Linked DNA regions of Homo sapiens: region 1 is linked to region 2. A link is an interaction called in ENCODE POLR2A ChIA-PET data of the cell type or tissue named here. Cell type or tissue: HCT116. All regions are shown on one strand. Each heading gives the region's core, and the rest is flanking DNA. Links, peaks and the distances in the headings are about the cores only. Region 1 overlaps BCAM (basal cell adhesion molecule (Lutheran blood group)). Region 2 holds the start of LOC107985306 (a long non-coding RNA gene).

Region 1 (9,732 bases), core at 900-8,899, 140 kb after region 2:
ACCAGGCAGCATCTTTTAGGCACCCTCAAGAAGTTTGGCCTCGATGCCAAGGGTACTGGGGAGCCACTGCAGGGTTTTATGCAGAGGGGAGGGATGACCAGTGGGTGGTTGGTTTTTTTTGTTTTTTTTTTTTTGAGTCAGAGTCTCACTCTGTCACCCAGGCTGGAGCGCAGTGGCACAATCTCGGCTCACTGCAACCTCCACCTCCCAGGTTCAAGCGATTCTCCTGCCTCAGCCTCCCAAGTAGCTGGGACTATAGGCATGCACCACTATGCCCAGCTAGCTTTTGGATTTTTAGTAGAGATGGGGTTTCACCATGTGACCAGGGTGGTCTCGAACTCCTGACATCAGGTGATGCACCCGCCTCGGCCTCCCAAAGTGCTGGGGTTATAGGCATGAGCCACCGTGCCCGGCCTGACCAGTGGATGTTTTAAAGAGGTCCCTCTAGCTGCTCAGTGGAGGATGGACAAGAGGGAGGAGCAGGCTAGTGAAGAGGTGGTTGGGACAGTCAAACCTGGGGCCAGAGGTGGCAGGAAGCCAGAGGATTTGTCCTGGGAGCAGACCAGATAAAGACTTGCTGAGGCCAGGAGCAGGGGCTCACGCCTGTGATCCTAGCACTTTTGGGAGGTCAAGACAGGAGGATCACTTGAGGCCAGGAGTTTGAGACCCAGCCTGGCCAACATAGCAACACCTTGTCTCTATTCAAAAACAAAACTTTGCAGAAAAGATGTTTGGGGGTAACAGGGAGGTTACCCCACAGGTTGGGGTTTGAGCAAAAGGTTTGTGTGCTAAAGTCACAGAAGGGACACCTTCCACACCTAAGGTTATTCATTAACCTTGGGCTCAGATGTCAGCTCTGAAGAAAAGTAATTGACTTGGGCATGTCAATGTTGGGGTTAGACTGCTAGATTTTTGGTTGGAGAGCCTGGATGGGAGAATGGAGATTTCATGGAGATGGGGTAAACCAGGAGGATTACTTGCTGTTCTCTGCTTCCAACTGTCCATTCATGTTTGCACCCCCGACCGCCCCTGGAGAGCCCCTAATTGAGTGGGTGGCGGTCTGGGACGAGTGACAGACTGTCCCCCACTGCAGATCTGGACCCCCTGGAGCTCAGCGAGGGGAAGGTGCTTTCCTTACCTCTAAACAGCAGTGCAGTCGTGAACTGCTCCGTGCACGGCCTGCCCACCCCTGCCCTACGCTGGACCAAGGTGAGAGGGAGAGGAGCCCCCTCGGGCCCTGCACTCGCACCCTCCTCTCTCCCCTCACTCCTCGCCCTCTCACAGCGTCCTCCTCCTCCTCTGCCCTTCCCAGGACTCCACTCCCCTGGGCGATGGCCCCATGCTGTCGCTCAGTTCTATCACCTTCGATTCCAATGGCACCTACGTATGTGAGGCCTCCCTGCCCACAGTCCCGGTCCTCAGCCGCACCCAGAACTTCACGCTGCTGGTCCAAGGTTCAGGGGGCAGGGAGGGGGTGGGCTTGGATGGGGACAGTGTGGGGTGTGGGACCTGGACAAACAGGACGAGTTCCTGAGTCCCTGGCTGGGGACTCCATCTTCTGCTCGATGCCTCTCTTCTCTCTCTCTCTCCTCTCCCTTCACTTTCTTCCCATCCCCACCACCCACAGGCTCGCCAGAGCTAAAGACAGCGGAAATAGAGCCCAAGGCAGATGGCAGCTGGAGGGAAGGAGACGAAGTCACACTCATCTGCTCTGCCCGCGGCCATCCAGACCCCAAACTCAGCTGGAGCCAATTGGGGGGCAGCGTAAGGGACCTTCCTCTCCACCCTGAGCCCCCTCTCACTCATCCAAGTATCACACCCTCCTTTCCACTTCCTGGGAGACTGGACGTCGTTCACCTCTGCCCTTGACCCCACCCCTTGACCCCACCAGCCGGGGCCTGATCGGAGCCTCCATAGCCCGCAGAGCCAATCCCCGGACGGCAGGGTTGGGTGAGCAGCTCTCTGACCCTGAAAGTGACCAGCGCCCTGAGCCGCGATGGCATCTCCTGTGAAGCCTCCAACCCCCACGGGAACAAGCGCCATGTCTTCCACTTCGGCACCGGTGAGTGACTGAGGTGGTGGCAGAGGAGCCGGGTGTGGGGCAGACAGAGCCCACTGCCTGACCCACGCCTCTCTCCATCCTGTCCCTGCAGTGAGCCCCCAGACCTCCCAGGCTGGAGTGGCCGTCATGGCCGTGGCCGTCAGCGTGGGCCTCCTGCTCCTCGTCGTTGCTGTCTTCTACTGCGTGAGACGCAAAGGGGGCCCCTGCTGCCGCCAGCGGCGGGAGAAGGGGGCTCCGTGAGTGGCCTGCTATCTGCAATGACCACCATAGCTTAACCCCATCCCCACCCTCAACCCCAAGCTCAACCCATAACCTCAACCACATCTTATCCTCCACCCCACATCCCACCACATCCACCTCCATCCCCAACCCATCCTCATCCCCAACTACAGCCCCAAACCCAGCCCCAGACTAATCCACAGCCATCCCCAACTCATCCTCATCCCCAACTGCAGCCCCAAACCCAACCCAGGGCCATCCCCAAACCCATCCCCAAGCCAAACTCAACACCATCCCCTTCCCTAATCACCTCTCCTGCCCCTAGCTCAGCCTCATCCCCAACTCCATGCCTGTCTCCAATCCCAACCCTGCCCCCAATCTCCCCTCAACTCCAATCCATAACCCCCTTCAAACCATCCTCAACTAAGCTCCTCTCCAGCCCTGGCCACATCCCCATCCTCCCCCAACCTCCAGCCCCAACACCCATCATCCCCCTGAGCTCACCCTTAACTCCAATTTATCCTCCAAGCCTATCTCTCACCATCCAGCCCTCACCTAGCCATTTCCCAACCCTAGTCCTCCACCGTCCCGAAGCCAACTTCACCCATGTCCCCATCCCCAATCTTGTCCCCATTCCTGACTCCAAATCCAACCCCTAAGCCTCCCCAAGCTCCTCCTCATCTAACCTTGTCTCCAGCCCCAACCACATGGCCGTCCTCACCTCCAATCCGTAACCATCCCAGACCGATCCCAAAGCCAACTCCAGCTACATTCCCACCTCCAACCCCAATAGCATCTGCATCCCCATGCCCAACCCTAACCCCAGTGCCATTACCAGCCCCTACCCCATCCCTATGCCATCCCCACCCAGCACACCCCCATCCTCACCTCCATCCCCAGCCGCATCCTAGTCCCACCCACCCCCATCCTCAGTTCCTCCCCCTGCCGTGTGCACCTCCAACACGACGCCTCCGCCCGCTGCCTCCTCCCCCCAGGCCGCCAGGGGAGCCAGGGCTGAGCCACTCGGGGTCGGAGCAACCAGAGCAGACCGGCCTTCTCATGGGAGGTGCCTCCGGAGGAGCCAGGGGTGGCAGCGGGGGCTTCGGAGACGAGGTGGGTGAGGGCCTGGGCCCCCTGGTGAGAGGGACCTGCTGGGCAGTGGAGCACGCCCGTGGGCACAGGCTGACCTCTCCATCCGCTCCCCAGTGCTGAGCCAAGAACCTCCTAGAGGCTGTCCCTGGACCTGGAGCTGCAGGCATCAGAGAACCAGCCCTGCTCACGCCATGCCCGCCCCCGCCTTCCCTCTTCCCTCTTCCCTCTCCCTGCCCAGCCCTCCCTTCCTTCCTCTGCCGGCAAGGCAGGGACCCACAGTGGCTGCCTGCCTCCGGGAGGGAAGGAGAGGGAGGGTGGGTGGGTGGGAGGGGGCCTTCCTCCAGGGAATGTGACTCTCCCAGGCCCCAGAATAGCTCCTGGACCCAAGCCCAAGGCCCAGCCTGGGACAAGGCTCCGAGGGTCGGCTGGCCGGAGCTATTTTTACCTCCCGCCTCCCCTGCTGGTCCCCCCACCTGACGTCTTGCTGCAGAGTCTGACACTGGATTCCCCCCCCTCACCCCGCCCCTGGTCCCACTCCTGCCCCCGCCCTACCTCCGCCCCACCCCATCATCTGTGGACACTGGAGTCTGGAATAAATGCTGTTTGTCACATCAACACCATCCTGTGGCCAGAGCTTCCTCTGGGAGTAGGGAGGGGAAGGGCGATGCAGGTGATTCCCTGCTCTCAGCTGCCCCCCCATCCGCCCCCTTGCAAGACCTCAGAAGACGCCTGATGTCATGGAGAAAGAAATGAGACAGGGCTGGGCGCCGTGGTTCATTCTTGTAATCCCAGTGGTGGTGGCTCACGCCCGTAATCCCAGCACTTTAAGAGGCTGACACTGGAGGGTGGCTTCAGGCCAGGAGTTCAAGACCAGCCTGGGCAACATATGGAGACCCCATCGCTACAAATAATAATACTAATAATACAGAAATTAGCCAGGTGTGCCTATAGTCCCAGCTATTCAGGAGGCTAAGGTGGGAGGATTCCTTGAGCCCAGGAATACGAGGTTACAGTGAGCTATGATCACGCCATTGCACTCCAGCCTGGGTGACAAAGCGAGACTTCATCTCTAAAAAAAAAGAAGAAAACAAAAAGAGGCCAAGCTCAGTGGCTCAAACCTGTAATCCCAGCACTTTGGGAGACCAAGGCAGGGGGATCACTTTAGGTCAGGAGTTTGAGACCAGCCTGGCCAACATGGTGAAACCCCATCTCTACTAAAAATACAAAAAATTAGCCAGGCATGGTGGCGCGAGCCTGTAATCCCAGCTACGTGGGAAACTGAGGAGGAGAAAATCTTGAACCCAGGAGGCAGAGGTTGCAGTGAGCCGATATCGCACCACTGCACTCCAGCCTGGGCGACAGAGCGAGACACTCCGTGAAAAGAAAAGAAAAAGAAATGACAGCATGAGAGCGAGTGAGCACGCAGAGGGCGACTTAGCTGGCCGGGGGTGGACGGAAAGATGCCAGGTCCCGAGGGTGCTGGGCTTGGCCCCCGAGGACCAGCGTCTGCCTGGAGATGGGTGCTGTCCCCTTAAGTAAAAGTTCCCAGTCTGTCTTGCCAGAGCCCCAGAGGGAATTGAAACTGGGCGAGGAAAAGCTCCCTCTTAGCTGTAGAGTCAATAGAATTAGGGATGGAGCCACCTCCTCTGGGGAGGAGTCCCTGGGGAAAGCGGGGAGCTTGGAGGAATCCAGAGAAAAGGGGGCCTGGGGCAGAGAGGACACACAGACATTACAAGGCCAAGAAAGAGGGACGTGAGAAAGGGATGGAAAGATTTAGGGGGAGGCAAGAGGGATGGGTTGGGAAGCTCCGAGAGAGCCCTGGAGTAAGAGACAAAAATAGATCTGGGGAGACAGACAAAAAGAGTAGTGGGCCAGGTCCAGTGGCTCATGCCTATAATCCCAGCACTTTGGGAGGCTGAGGCAGGAGGATCTCTTGAGGCCAGGGGTTTGAGACCAGCCTGATCAACATACCAAGACCCCATCTCTACAAAAAATAAAAAATTAGCCGGGCATGGTGGCACACGACTGCAGTCCTCAGCACAGGCAAGAGGATCACTTGAGGCCAGCAGTTCAAGACCAGCCTGGGCAACATAGTGAGACCCCATCTCTACAAAAAAATAAAAAATTAGCTGGGCATGGTGGCAAACACCTGTGGTCCTGCACTTTGTGTGACCAAGGCAGGTGGTTCACTTGAGGCCAGTAGTTCAAGACCAGCCTGGGCAACACAGCAAGACCACATCTCTACATAATTTTTTAAAGAGAAATACAGAGAAAGAAGAACTGGAGTTAGAGAGATCATTGCAGTTGGAAAGGGAGAGAGGAAATGCAAGCAGCTGCCTAGAAGGACGGAGGAGGGTAGCGGGAGGTCAGCACGGGTGACTGGCTGGCGACCTCACCTCTCTGAGCCTTTCTTGTGCATCGAATGGGGATCAATTGCACTTTGGCCACGGCGGGCTGCTGTGAGGTGTCAGTGTGATCTTAGAGCCATGTGGGGTGATGGGGGCATTGCACTCACACACCACCCAGGGCCTCCTAGCATTGCCTTCTCAAATCTCAGGCACGCAGCTCCACTCTCTGCTCTCAGTCACCTCAGCCACAAAGTGGACAGAGTGGGATCTGTCACCATAGGAAATTATTCGGATGCCACAGAAGCCTCCTTCCTGGTAGGTAAACCAAGCAGCCTGCCCAGGCAGAAGAGCTCATGGGCCACGTTAAGGCGCTCAGATCCCATGGTTTATTGAATTCATTTAAAACAAACACAAGGTTATTGTTTGTTTTTCAACTGTGTGGTGGTAGGAAGTGCTCCTGACGGTTTTCCCATGGCAATAATTTACTCCTTGATTTCACCCACCACTACTGTGACAGCTTTCTCTCACTGATTCACCCAAAAGTGGGCTTTTCTTTGTCATTCATTCTTTTTTTTTTTTTTTTTTTTGATGGAGTGCAGTGGCAAAATCATAGCTCACTACCTCAAACTCCTAGGCTCAAGTGATCCTCCTGCCTCAGCTTGCTCTGCAGCTAGACCCACAGGCACATGCCATCACACCCAGCTAAATTTTTATTTTTATTTTTTGTAGAGACAAGGTCTCAAACTCCTGGCCTCAAGCAATCCTCCTGCACAAAGTTTTAGGATTACAGGTATGAGCCACCATACCCAGCCTAAAAAAAAAATTTTTATTTTTTTATTTTTTTGAGACAGGGTCTCACTCTGTCACCCAGGCTGGAGTTCAGTGGCAAGATCTCGGCTCACCGCAACCTCCACTTCCCAGGCTCAAGCGATTCTCCAGCCTCAGCCTCCTGAGTAGCTGGGTCTACAGGCATAAGCCACCAACTCCTGGCTAATTTATGAATTTTTTGTTGAGACGGGGTTTCACCATGTTGCCCAGGCTCGTCTTGAACTTGAGCTCAAAATGATCTGCTTGCCTTGGCGTCCTAAAGTGCTGGGATTACAGGCCTGAGCCACTGAGCCCGGCCTCTAAAAAACTTTGTATTAACAACTTTCTTCTTCCAAAAAACCTGCAGTTCCCACTCTTGTCAATGTGTGTGAGGTGCCCATTACTCCATACTTTGGCCAGCACTTGCAATTATCCTCTAAATTTTTGCCTACTTGATGGGTAACAAAATGGCTCTCATATTTGTGTCTCTTTTTTTTTTTTTGAGACGGAGTTTCGCTCCTGTTGCCCAGGCTGGAGTGCAATGGCACAATCTCGGCTCACTGCAATCTCTGCCTCCTTGGTTCAAGCAATTCTCCTGCCTCAGCCTCCTGAGTAGCTGGGATTACAGGCACCCGCCACTACGCCCAGCTAATTTTTTGTATTTTTAGTTGAGACGGGGTTTCACCATGTTGGCCAGGCTGGTCTTGAACTCCTGACTTCGTGATTCACCCACCTCGGCCTCTCAAAGTGCTGGGATTACAGGTGTGAGCCACTGTGCCCGGCCTAATTTTTAGGCGGGGTTTCACCATATTGGTCAGTCTGGTCTTAAAACTCCCGACCTCAGGTGATCCACTCGCCTCAGCCTCCAAAAGTGCTGGGATTACAGGTGTGAGACACCGTGCCTGGCCGATAATTTGGTCTTGAGGTCCCTTTCATGAGCATGGCCATAGACTCTGGCTTTGCCCTGCCTGGGCTCCAGGGGATTAGATCATAAGTGTTTACAATGTGCTTTTCAGCAGATTTTCCTTTATCCTGGCAGGCAGCCCAATGCCTAAGTGTCTGACTTGTACACAGGTGTCCCTCTCACAGGAAATGTATTTATACTGGCCAAGACCCTTTGTGGCTCTTATCTGACCTGTGTCCAGTTTATTCCAAACCAGGAAAGTCATTAGGTTCAGGTGTGTCAGTCAAGTGACACACACAAAGGAGGCAACTCAACAAAACACATGAAATATCAGAAAGAGGCAGGGTGCAGTGGATCACGCATATAATCCTAGCTCTTCAGGAGGCCAAGGCAGGAGGATCACTTGATGCCAGGAGTTTGAGGCCAACCTGGCCAACATGGCGAAACCCTGTCTCTACTAAAAATAAAAAAATTAGCCGGGCGTGGTGGTGTGCGCCTGTAGTCCCAGCTACTCAGGAGGCTGAGGCAGGAGAACCACTTGAACCCAGGAGGTGGAGGTTGCAGTGAGCCAAGATCATGCCACTGCACTCCAGCCTGGGCGACAGAGGGAGATTCTGTCTCAAAAAAATAAAGGAAGAAGAAATAACAGAAGCAGAGGCTGGACATGATGGCTCACACCTGTAATCCTAGCACTCTGGGAGGCCAAGGCAGGAGGATCAGTTGAACTCAGGAGTTCGAGACCAGCCTGTGCAACATAGCGAGACCCTGTCTCTATTTAAAAATAAAAAAAGAAGAAAGAAAGATATAACAGAAGCAGTTTATTACTTATGGATCCCAGAGAGAAAAGAGCAGCACACTTCCCTGGGCCAGTGGGAAGGGGGCAGCTGCCTGAGACATGCAGGCTCAACCAGCAGGTGGAGAGAGACCCCCCCAAAGCCTTTACTGCGGTCCAGGGCATGGCGGAGACGGAGTTCCCCAGGAGAGTTCTAACTGATGGGTTTAGAACAAGCAGGCACAAGAATTCCATAGAGACACACTGTGATGGAGGTTGTCATATCTGCACAGTCCATTCATTGGAGGTGTGGGGATCAGTAGCTTGGGTCAAGTAGTTTGTATCTATCTAGCTGTCCCATACAGAGATGGTCCCATACAGGAGGAGGTGAGATAAAGCTGATACCTTGATCAACTCCAGTAAGAAACTGGAAGGAGAGCCGGGCATGATGGCTTACACCTGTAAACCCAGTGCTTTGAGAGGCTAAGGCAGGAGGATTGCTTGAGGCCAGGATTTTGAGACCAGCCTGGACAACATAATGAGACCCTGTCTCTAAAAAAGAAATAGAGAGAAGGAAGAGAGGCAGGGAGGGAGGGAGGAAGGACTGGGAGGAAGTATAGAGCTGGAAACTGTGTCAAGGATAACTAAGTCCAGATTTTGGCATGAGAAAGTTAAACATATTCAGAATGGATGCTAAGACAATATAGAATTATACAAATTCACCACAATGGCATATTAATTTGTTTTCATTTGAATTTCCGTGACCTCTAGTGTGAAAATGGTGTTTCTCTGTATGTTCATTGGCCATTTGCTTTTCTTGTTTATGAACTGTGGTATACTCTTGCCTACTTTTCTCTTTTTTTTTTTACCTTTTCTTATTAATTTGCAGGATCTCTCTACACACCAGGAATATTAACCTCTAATCTTATAAAGCTTTTATCTCAGGCTGGGTGCCGTGACTCACGCCTGTAATCCTACCACTTTGGGAGGACGAGGTGGGTGAATCACTTGAGTCCAGGAGTTCAAGACCAGCCTGGCCAACATAGCGAAACCCTGTCTCTACTAAAAATACAAAAAAATAGCCAGGCAGGGGGTAGCCAGGCATGCCTGTAATCCCAGCACTTTGAGAGACCAAAGCAGACGGATCGCTTGAGCCCAGGAGTTCAAGACCAGCCTGACCAACATAGTGAAACCCTGTCTCTACTAAAAATACAAAAAATTAGCCGGGCATGGTGGCGCATGCCTGTGATCCCAGCTACTCAGGAGGCTGAGGCAGCAGGGTTGATTGAGCCTGGGAGTTCGAGGCTGCAGTGAGTCTTGATTGCACCACTGCACTCCAGTCTGTGTGACAGAGTGAGACCCTGTCTTTACATAGATATAGACAGATGATGATAGATAGATGATAGATAGATAGATAGATAGATAGATAGATAGATAGATAGATGATAGATAGATAGATAGACAGATAGATGATAGATAGACAGACAGATATCCACATAGATACCTCAAACCTATTATGTCCCAAATC
Region 2 (9,732 bases), core at 928-8,927:
CTGTCTCAAAAAAAAAAATTAAAATAAAATAAAATAAAATAAGCCGAGCATGGTGGCACACACCTGTAATCCCAGCTACTTGGGAGGCTGAGGCAGGAGAATCGCTTGAACCCAGGAGGCGGAGGTTGCAGTGAGCTGAGATCACGCCATTGCACTCCAGCCTGGGCAACAGAGCGAGACTCTGTCTCAAAAAATTAAAAAATAAAAAATAAATAAGGGTATTCAAATGAATCTATGTAAAGAGAAATATTAAGGAAATCATAAGACAGGTGGATGAAGCAGGATCATTTAGGTGATCTCTGTAAATGGTGATGTCTGGGGAACACTATTCATTGGCATAAGGTGGTGGCTAGGGAAACTGAGGGATTGCGGATGAGGATTATGGAAGAAAAGTCTGGGATAGTTCAGGCCTCATCCTAGCTCACTCTGAAGGAGAGACCATGTGGCTTTCAGGGACCTGGTGGGATTTCCAGCTTCTCTTAAGTCTCTCTCCCCCCGCCTGAGTGTCTCTCTATCCTAATATCAATTCCCTCTATGTGTCCCCAGGATGGCGACCACAGAGAAGCCAGAATTGGGCCCTGCTCATGATGCTGGTAAGGCGGGAGCCCCAGATCTCACTACCTAGCCCTCCTCTCAGCTCCTCCTTTCTCCCCTATAGCCACAAGCCCGCTTATTCTCCCTCACTCAGAGACCTCCCAATGCACCTGCCCCGAGACCTCTCTGGGGCCCCCTGAACTCACCCACATAATCTGAGCGCATCGGCACCCACCCCAAACCTGCTTTTTCTCTTCTTCTCAGTGGCTAGCATCCCCATCCCATCATGCAAGTGGATCCCATCCACCTCCACAGGCCACTACCAGCCTCCTAGACCCCCCACACCCAGCTCCTCACTGGTCTCCCAGCCTCCAGACCCCTCCAACCCATCCCAGGACAAGGTCTTTCTAAAATTCTGATCATGTTACTCCTCTGCTCAAAGGCCCTCCATGGCTCCCCTGTGCCCTTGGGACAAAGTTTAGTCTCCTTAACATGGTTCTCAAGGCCCTTCACAAGACAGATCAAACACAGTTTCTGAAACACAGCTGGCTCTCTCACCAGACCTCTGCACTCACCCTCTCCTGCCTTAGCTTCACTCACTTCTCTCTACTATCTCAGATGCCCCCTCCTCCAGGAAGCCCTCACTGAGTCCTAGGCTACTTAGGCACCCCGTCTTGGGCTCCCACCCGCCCCCAGTCCCCCGACTCCAGCCCTAAACACTCCAGGTTGTCACTCTGGAGACTGGTCTGCGTCCCCCACTGGACTGTAAGTCCTGGAAGGGCAGGCCTGGGACTGTCGTGGTCAGCACTGTGTCCCCAGCACTGGGTTTGGCTAGAAGAAGCGTTTGCACAAATGTTAGTTGAATAAATAAATAAATGAATGTCAACAGGCAGTCAGAGTGGCCTGTGGGGCCCATGTGTCAGCTGGTACCTCCCCTGGCCTCTGTTTCAGGTGACAACAACATCTATGAAGTGATGCCCTCTCCAGTCCTCCTGGTGTCCCCCATCAGTGACACAAGGTCCATAAACCCAGCCCGGGTGAGTCCCGTCCCCAGCCTCTCCCCTGAAGCCAATGCTAACAGGCGCCTCCTCTCTGAGCTGGCTGTGGTCCTCTGGGCCATCTTGACACCAGGTTTGGGAATCTCAACTCTCTATATATTGTTCCCTGTTTTTAAAAATCCTAAGGAAAAGAGACTGGAAGGAAACAGCACAACAGAAGCAGCATTTGTCTCCGGGGTGTGGAGGCTGGTGGGTGGGTTTTATCTTCTTTTCTTTTATACTTGTCTGTGTTTTCTGCACTGAGCAGCCACTACCTTTATAATGGGGAGGTTTTATATATATATAACGAAAGGTTTATAAAAATGAGTCATTTAGGCTGGGCGTGGTGGCTCACGCCTATAATTCTAGCACTTTGGGAAGCCAAGGTGGGTGGATCACCTGAGGTCAGGAGTTTGAGACCAGCCTGGCCAACATGGTGAAACCCCGTCTCTACTAAAAATACAAAAATTAGCCAGGTGTGATGGCACATGCCTGTAATCCCAGTTACTCGGGAGGCTGAGGAAGGAGAATCGCTTGAACCCAGGAGGTGGAGGTTGCAGTAAGCCGAGGTCATGCCACTGCACTCCAGCCTGCACGACAGGAGCGAGACTCCATCCCAAAAAAAAAAAAAGTTATTTAGATTAAATAAAAAGAGAAACTTAGCTGGGCATGATGGCTCTACACCTGTAAATCCCAACACTTTGGGAGGCCAAGGTGGGAGGATTGCTTGAGGCCGGGAGTTTGAGACCAGCCTGGGGAACATAGCTAGACCCCATCTCTACAAAAATTTAGCTAGGCATGGTGGTGTGCACCTATAGTCACAGCTACCAGGGAGGCTGAGGAGGGAGGATCACTTGAGCCCAGGAGTTTGAGGCTGCAGCGAGTGGTGATTGCACAACTGCACTCTGGCCTGGGTGACAGAGCAAGATCCTGTCTTTTTCTAAAAAAGTGAAAAATAAGAGAAACATAAAACACTAAGGCTAAGAGCTTAGAACCAGAGGTGTTGACAGGGGTAGACTGAGAGTTAATGGAGTGGTTGACGGGCCACTGGATACCACACGAAGCTGGGGCCCAGTGCCCATTTGTCAGAGGAGAACACTGAGGTGTAAGGAAGCTAATCCCCTCTGCCCAGGGGCCTCACAGTCTGGGAGGGGTGATGGGGACTTGGAATCTGAGACTGTCCTAGCACCAAAGGTCAAAGTTTAGAGGGTGGGGGGTGCCGAGCGCCCACTCACCCGTGTCCTTCCCTTGCAGCCCCTGCCCACACCCCCACACCTGCAGGCGGAGCCAGAGAACCACCAGTACCAGGTATGGAGCTGGGAGCTGGGAGGGGTGGTGGGGATCCCACGGATCCAGGAGCCCCGAAGCCGGGGTGGGGAGGGGTCAAGACAACTGAAACTGGGGGCTTTCCTCCCCTCGTCCCCCCAAGCCTCACGGTCTCTGCTCTCGAAGAAGCCCAAACCGCCTCCCTGAGAGACCCTGGCAAGTCCCTTTTCCTCCCAAGGCTGCAATTTCCTTCTTTGCAAAAGGGATCCAAAACCTTGAACTTGCACAGGAGGAACAAGGCCCAGAGAGGGACAGGGGATTGCCTGGGGCCACACAGCCAGTCAGGTCCCCAGTGAAACCCCACCGCAGAGCTCAGTCCCTCTCCATCCCCTCCTGTCAGCTGTCTGTCCCTGTAGTTCTGTCTCTCTCTCTCAGTGGCCTACATATGTCTGTATGTCTGTCTTCCCCTTTCTTGGACTCTCTCTCTCTCTCTCTCTCTCTCTCTCAGTTTCTCTTGCTGTGTCCTTTTTAATCTGTCTTTCTGTTTCCAGTTTGTTCATGCTGCCTTGTCTAAGATGCATCTCTTTACATGTCTTCGTTTCTCTGCATCTCTGTCTCTCTCTCTCTCCATTCTCTGTCTCTCCTGCCTCTTTGTCTCTGTCACTGTGTCCACCTCATTTCTTGGCTCTTCCAGGACCTCTTGTCTCTGCATCTCACTCTCTTTCCACCTTGCTCTTCCATTCTCTCTGCGGGTTTCTCTCCATCTCACGCTGTCTCTCATCCTCTGTCCCTCTCTGTCTCCCCAAGACTCTCCCCCTCCACCCAGTCATAATTCTGTTCTCTCTTCCCCCCAAGCAGGACCTGCTAAACCCCGACCCTGCCCCCTACTGCCAGCTGGTGCCAACTTCCTGATGGGTCCTGGGCCAGGCCAGCCAGGGAGAAGACAAGGCCCCAGCCCTCCTCTGGGAGCCTCACACCTGAGACCAGCAGGACAAGGCCATTGGGGGCTGTGGGGCCGATGAGGTGGACTCAGCCAAAGACTCAGCAGCACATGGGGCAGGTGTCCTGGCAGGGGGACAGGAGACTGTAACAGGCCCAGGTCCTTGTGCAGCCCGTGAATGCACGCCCGCCTTCGGTCTGTTCCTTCAAGCAAGCTGGCCTGGGCCATGTGCCTGTGAAAGGCAGGCTCTGGCCCCTTTCCATGCCAAAGTCCCCCAAGATCTGGATATCTGGGGACAAGATGGTGGCCTCAGGCCTGCCTCCCAGGCAGTTGGCTGGGCTCCCAACTGTCTGTCCTCAATGCCCTACCCCAACTCCACTAGTGACCCTCAGAGTCTTCTCCCCTTAGGACAAGGCAGACACCCCACCATGCGGGCCTCAGGTGGCAGAGAGGCCCAGCCTCACAGGCCTGTGGCCCCACACACCAGTCCCAGCAAGGTGACCACGGCTGCTGGACCCCTTCCCTGTTCAGGCAGGCCCAGCCCCTCTCAGAACCTGCTGCCAGCTGCTGGTCTTGGCCCCCACCCTGAATCTTACTGAGTCCCTCTGGGCAGCAGCTCCCTTCTCCACCCCACCCCAGCACCCGTCCCAAATGTGGCCTCAGCTTGTCCTCCCCTTCCCCAAACTATGCATTCATTCAGCAATAAATGAGCCTTTGCTGTATGCCAGACCCAGTTCTAGGCTCTTGCAGCCCTGGTAGAAAGCAAAACAAAAACTCCCGCTTTCCCAGAGGGTCACTTGGCAGGGGAAAGAATCAGGAAATAAAATAAATAATGAACATGCGTTGTCTGTCAGATGGGGATAAGTGTATTGGGGAAATGGAGGGGGGTCGAGAGTATTGGGGGACTGAGATTTTTAATTAGGGCACAGAGGTCCTCGCTGAGAAGGTGACAAATGAGCAAAGACTTGTAGGAGGGGAAGAAAGGAGCCATGTGGGGCTCTGGAGGAAGAGCATTCCAGACAGAGGGAATAGCCAGTGCAAAGGCCCTGGGGCAGAAGCATGCCTGGCATATTCAAGGAGCAGCAAGGGGGCTGGGCATGGTGGCTCACACCTATAATCCCAGCACTTTGGGAAGCCAAGGCAAGCAGATCATTTGAGGTCAGGGGTTCAAGACCAGCCTGGCCAACATGGTGAAACCCCTTCTCTATTAAAAATACAAAAATTAGCCGGGCATGGTGGTGGGCACCTGTAATCCCAGCAACTGGGGAGGCTGAGGCAGGAAAATCACTTGAACCCGGGAGGCGGAGTTTGCAGTGGGCCAAGATCGTGCCCCTGCACTCCAGCCTGGGTGACAGAGCAAGACTCCACCTCAAAAAAAAAAAAAAAAAAGGAGCAGCAAGGAGGCCAGTGTGGTGGAGAGGGTGGGGAAGGAGGAAAAGGTGGGTGGAAGTTGACGTCAGGAGATGGACGGAGGGGCACATGGCGCAGGGCCAGGTAAGGCACTGCCGAGACTGTGGCTTTGAGGGGCAGGGTGCTGTGAAAGGCGAATAACGGCCCCCCAGTGACGTCTACATCCTAATCCCCTGTGAATGTTACGTTATATGACAAAAGAATGCAGCCATGATTAAGTTCAGGATCGTGCTTTGGGGAGATTATCCTGGATTGCCCTGGCAGGCTCTTTATGTAATCACACAGATCCTTATAATCGAGAAGGACACAGGAAGCGTGAGTCAGAGGGGCTGTGACAACAAAGGAAGCAAAGCCCTTTGAAGACGGGAGAAGGAGCTGAAAGTCAAGCAGCACTTCAGAGTCAGAATGATTGAGTGTGAGAGAGTCCATGGGCCATCGTGAGTGTTGAAGACGGAAGGGGGCCTTGAGCTAAGGAATGCAAGAAACTTCTAGAAGCTGGAGGAGGGCCAAGCTCAGTGGCTCACGCCTGCAGTCCCAGCACTTTGGGAGGCCAAGGTGGGAGGATCGCTTGAGGCCAGGAGTTGGAGACCAGCCTGGGCAACATAGCAAGACCCCGTCTCTACAAAAAAAAAAAAAAAAAAAAACAGAACCGAGGGTGGTGGCTCATGCCTGGAATCCCAGCACTTTGGGAGGCCGAGACAGGGGGATCACCTGAGGTCAGGAGTTCAAGAATCAGCCTGGCCAAGATGGGGAAACCCCGTCTCTACCAAACATAGAAAAATTAGCCAGGCGTGGTGGCGGGTGCCTGTAATGCCAGCTACTGGAGAGGCAGAGGCAGGAGAATCGCTTGAACCCAGGAGGCGGAGGTTGCAGTGAGCCAAGGTTGCACCATTGCACTCCAGCCTGGGTGACAGAGCGAGACTCTGTCTTAAAAAAAAAAAAAAAATCAGAATTGAGGAAAGGCAAGAAAATGGATTTTCTTCCTACAACCTCCAGAAAGCAACACAGTCCCGCTGAAACCTTGGCTTTAGTGCAGTGAGACCCATTTTGGATTCTTGACCTCCAGAACTATAAGATAACAAACTTGTGTTGTTTTAAGCCACTAAATTTGTGGCAATTTTTTACAGGAAATGGGAAACTAATCTAGAGGATGAGGAAGAAATCACAGAAGGAGAAGTTGCGTCTCATGCTGACTCAGTATGCAAATACTCTCTGGGAGACTTCTCCATCCTCAGACCGCTCCAGACACCAAATGCCTGGGCCTTTGACCGCCTTGCTAAGAGGGTCAACCAAGCCAGCCAGGTAGCCAGGGCTCAGGGCTAGGAGTGTGAGGGGATTCCATCTTTTCTCTCTCTTTTTTTTTTTTTCTTTTTTGAGACTTTTCTTTTTTGAGTCTTGCTCTGTCGCCGAGGCTGGAGTGCAGTGGTGCGATCTCAGCTCACTACAACCTACGCCTCCCAGGCTCAAGCAATTCTCCTGCCTCAGCCTACCAAGTAGCTGAACTACAGGTGCACACCACCTCACCCGGCTACTTTTTTTTTTTTTTTTGTATTTTCAGTAGAGACAAGTTTCACCATGCTGGCCAGGCTGGTCTCAAACTCCTGGCTCTGCAGACAGGAGGACTGAAATCCATGGTGGCAGACGCCTATAATCCCAGAACTTTGGGAGACCAAGGCAGACGGATTACTTGAGGTAGGAGTTCAAGGCCAGCCTGGCCAACATGCTGAAATACAGTCTCTACTAAAAATACAAAAATTAGCCGGGAGTGGTGGTAGGTTGAGACAGGAGAATCGCTTGAATCCGGGAGGCAGAGGTTGCATTCAGCCGAGGTCATGCCACTGCACTCCAGCCTGGGCAACAGAGCAACACTCTAGAACAAAACATTGACAGAATTTGTTTCTGGTTTGGATACAGGGGATTGGAGAGAAGAGTGTGCCAATAATTGGTTTGTTCATCAATTCAATGAAGATTTATTGAGCATCTGTTGTGGACAGCCCTATTCTAGGTTCTGGGGAGACAGCCATGAATGAGACAGTGATGGCTGCTTTTGGAGAGCTGACCTTCTAGTGGGAGACAGGCCACAGAAAAACAAAGCACATGGAACATAATGTCAGGGATGACGATGCTGTGAAGGAATGGAGCAGGTGCTAAGAACCTACTGGAACGGGCATGCTTAAGAGGTGCTGGAGAGGGTCAACTCTTGGGTGACTGCTTCGAGCAATGGGAGGGTGGGGAGCAGGGGTGTTGTACACACTGCGACAGGGCCAGGTTTGCAAAAGAAATCAAGACATGGCCACACAAACACTTCTGTGTGACTGTTCACAGCAGCATTATTCACAATAGCCAAAAGGTAGAAATAACCCAAATGCCCATGAACAGACGAATGAGTTCTTTTGTTTATTTGTTTTGTTTTGTTTTTGTTTTTGAGACAGTCTTACTCTGCTGCCCAGACTGGAGTGCAATGGCGCAATCTTGGCTCACTGCAACCTCCACCTCCTGGGTTCAAGCCATTCTCCTTCCTCAGCCTCCGGAGTAGCTGGGACTACAGGCGCCCACCACCACGCTTGGCTAAGTTTTTGTATTTTTAGTAGAGATGGGGTTTCACTGTATTAGCCAGGATGGTCTCGATCGCCTGACCTCGTGATCCGCCCAACTCGGCCTCCCAAAGTGCTGGGATTACAAGCGTGAGCCACCGCGCCCGGCACGGTATTTTTACTGTATCTTTTCTATGTTTAGGTACACGAATATTTATCATTGTGCTACAATTGCCTACAGTTTTCAATGTAGCCACAGGCTATGCAAGTTTGTCACCTAGGAGCAATAGCCTGTACCTATACCCTAGATGTGTAGCGGGCTCTACCATCTAGGTTTGTGTAAACACATTCTGTGATGTTCACACAACAATGAAATCGCCTAAAGACTCATTTCTCAGAACATATCCTCATCATGAAGTGACGCATGGCTGTATTATCCAGTGGAACATTATTCAGCCATGAAAAGAAATGAAGCCCTGACACATACTGCAGCAAGGATGACCCTGAAAACGCTGTGCTAAGTGAAAGAAGCCAGACGCAAAGGACTCCATATGGTAGGGTCCCATTGCTATGAAATGCCCAGGCAATTCATCAAGACAGAAAGTGGATGTAGTAGTTGTTGGGTTGGGAGGAAGGGCGGAATGGGGAAGTGACTGCTCATGGATACAAGCTTTCTCTTAGGGGTGATAGGATGTTCTCAATGTTTTGTTTGTTTGTTTTCTTTTGTTTTGTTTTGTTTTTTGAGATGGAGTCTTGCTCTTTCACCCAGGCTGGCATGATCTCGGCTCACTGCAACCTCCGCCTCCCGGGTTCAAGCGATTCTCCTGCCTCAGCCTCCCGAGTAGCTGACATCACAGGTGTATGCCACCACACCTGGCTAATTTTTGTATTTTTAGTAGAGACAGGGTTTCACCATGTTGGCCAGGCTGGTCTCGAACTCCTGAGCTCAGGCAATCCGCCCACCTCAGCCTCCCAAAATGCTGGGATTACAGGCATGAGCCACGGCATCTAGCCATGTTCTCAAATTGATTGTAACGATGGCTGCACAACTCTGTGAATTTACTAAAAGCTATTGAATTGTACACTTTATTTTGGTTTTGTTTTCATTTTAAGAGACGGGGTCTTGCTCTCTCGCCCAGGCTGGAGTGCAGTGGTTACGATCTGGGCTCATTGCAGCCTCAACCTCCTGGGCTCAAGTGATCCTCCTTCCTCAGACTCCTGAGTAGCTAGGATTACAGGCGTGCACCACCACGCCCGGCTAATTTTTGTATTTGGCAGAGACGGGGTTTCACTGTATTGTCCAGGCTGGTCTCGAACTCCTGACCTCAAGTGATCTGCCTGCCTTGGCCTCCCAAAGTGCTGGGATTACAGGTGTGAGCCATGGCACTCAGCCCGCATTGTATACTTTACATGGATGAATTGTGTGGTATGTGAATTACACCGCAAAACCGTTTAAAAAAGAAGAAAGGGTGGAGCCTTTCTGAACCTATTCTGGTTCAGAGGCTGCCAGATTCGCAAAATATTTTTTAAAAGAAAGAGAGAAATGGGGTGGGGGAGGGAGGAGGAGTGTGGGGGGGAAGAGGTGGAGAAAGAAAAGAAAGAGAAAAAAAAGAAAGAGAGAAAGCAAGCGGGGAGGAAAAGAGGGAGCGAGGGAGTGGGGAGAGAAAGCAGGCGGGTTTGAGAGGTCAGTACTGAGTCGGCAGGAGGGGATAGCTGGAGACCGGGGTCGGGGTGTGTGAGTGGGGACAGTGAACATAAGTGCATCTTGTAGCACCTGATTCATTGTCACTCCAGAAATGTCACCTTCTTTCACTGTTTGGGGTTTGTGCTTATTGGGTCGTCACTATTGCCAGACTTGCTGCAAGAGAGGGTCAGCCCTGAGCCAGCAGGGGGCAGCAGAGCACCACACAGATCATGCACAAGCGCTGCAGCTACCTTGAGCCCCCCCATGCGCCCACCCCGTCTCTGCCCCTTTCTTTACCCCTCTGGGAACCCAGAGAGTCTATCCAGC

The links. Peaks named below come from ENCODE experiments on the same cell type or tissue, not always from the same donor. Only the 100,000 strongest peaks of a DNase experiment are listed, where the experiment ranks them.
Region 1: POLR2A ChIA-PET joins it to region 2 with 5 read pairs; 2 of 35 experiments call an interaction of 5 or more read pairs at or near these places.

Annotation. Positions count from the first base shown.
Region 1 is chr19:44,817,429-44,827,160 of GRCh38, forward strand. BCAM (basal cell adhesion molecule (Lutheran blood group)) reads left to right here. Exons shown (of 15, transcript NM_005581.5): 9 at 1,094-1,209; 10 at 1,313-1,454; 11 at 1,628-1,764; 12 at 1,918-2,062; 13 at 2,154-2,298; 14 at 3,277-3,394; 15 at 3,488-3,993. The coding sequence ends at 3,493. Among named protein-coding and RNA genes, the nearest start is that of BCAM, 13 kb to the left of the region's middle. RefSeq lists a silencer at 344-638. In HCT116, for the core only: no CTCF peak of the experiment used is centred there; no DNase peak of the experiment used is centred there.
Region 2 is chr19:44,679,742-44,689,473 of GRCh38, forward strand. It overlaps CEACAM19 (CEA cell adhesion molecule 19), which reads left to right. Exons shown (of 8, transcript NM_001127893.3): 5 at 547-593; 6 at 1,486-1,571; 7 at 2,826-2,879; 8 at 3,696-4,614. The coding sequence ends at 3,749. LOC107985306 (a long non-coding RNA gene) reads left to right here and starts at 5,297. Exons shown (of 3, transcript XR_007067268.1): 1 at 5,297-6,489; 2 at 7,102-8,275; 3 at 8,491-8,803. RefSeq lists enhancers at 5,356-5,650, 9,466-9,732. In HCT116, for the core only: no CTCF peak of the experiment used is centred there; a DNase peak (open chromatin) is centred at 5,510; H3K4me3 peaks cover 817 bases; H3K27ac peaks cover 2,715 bases.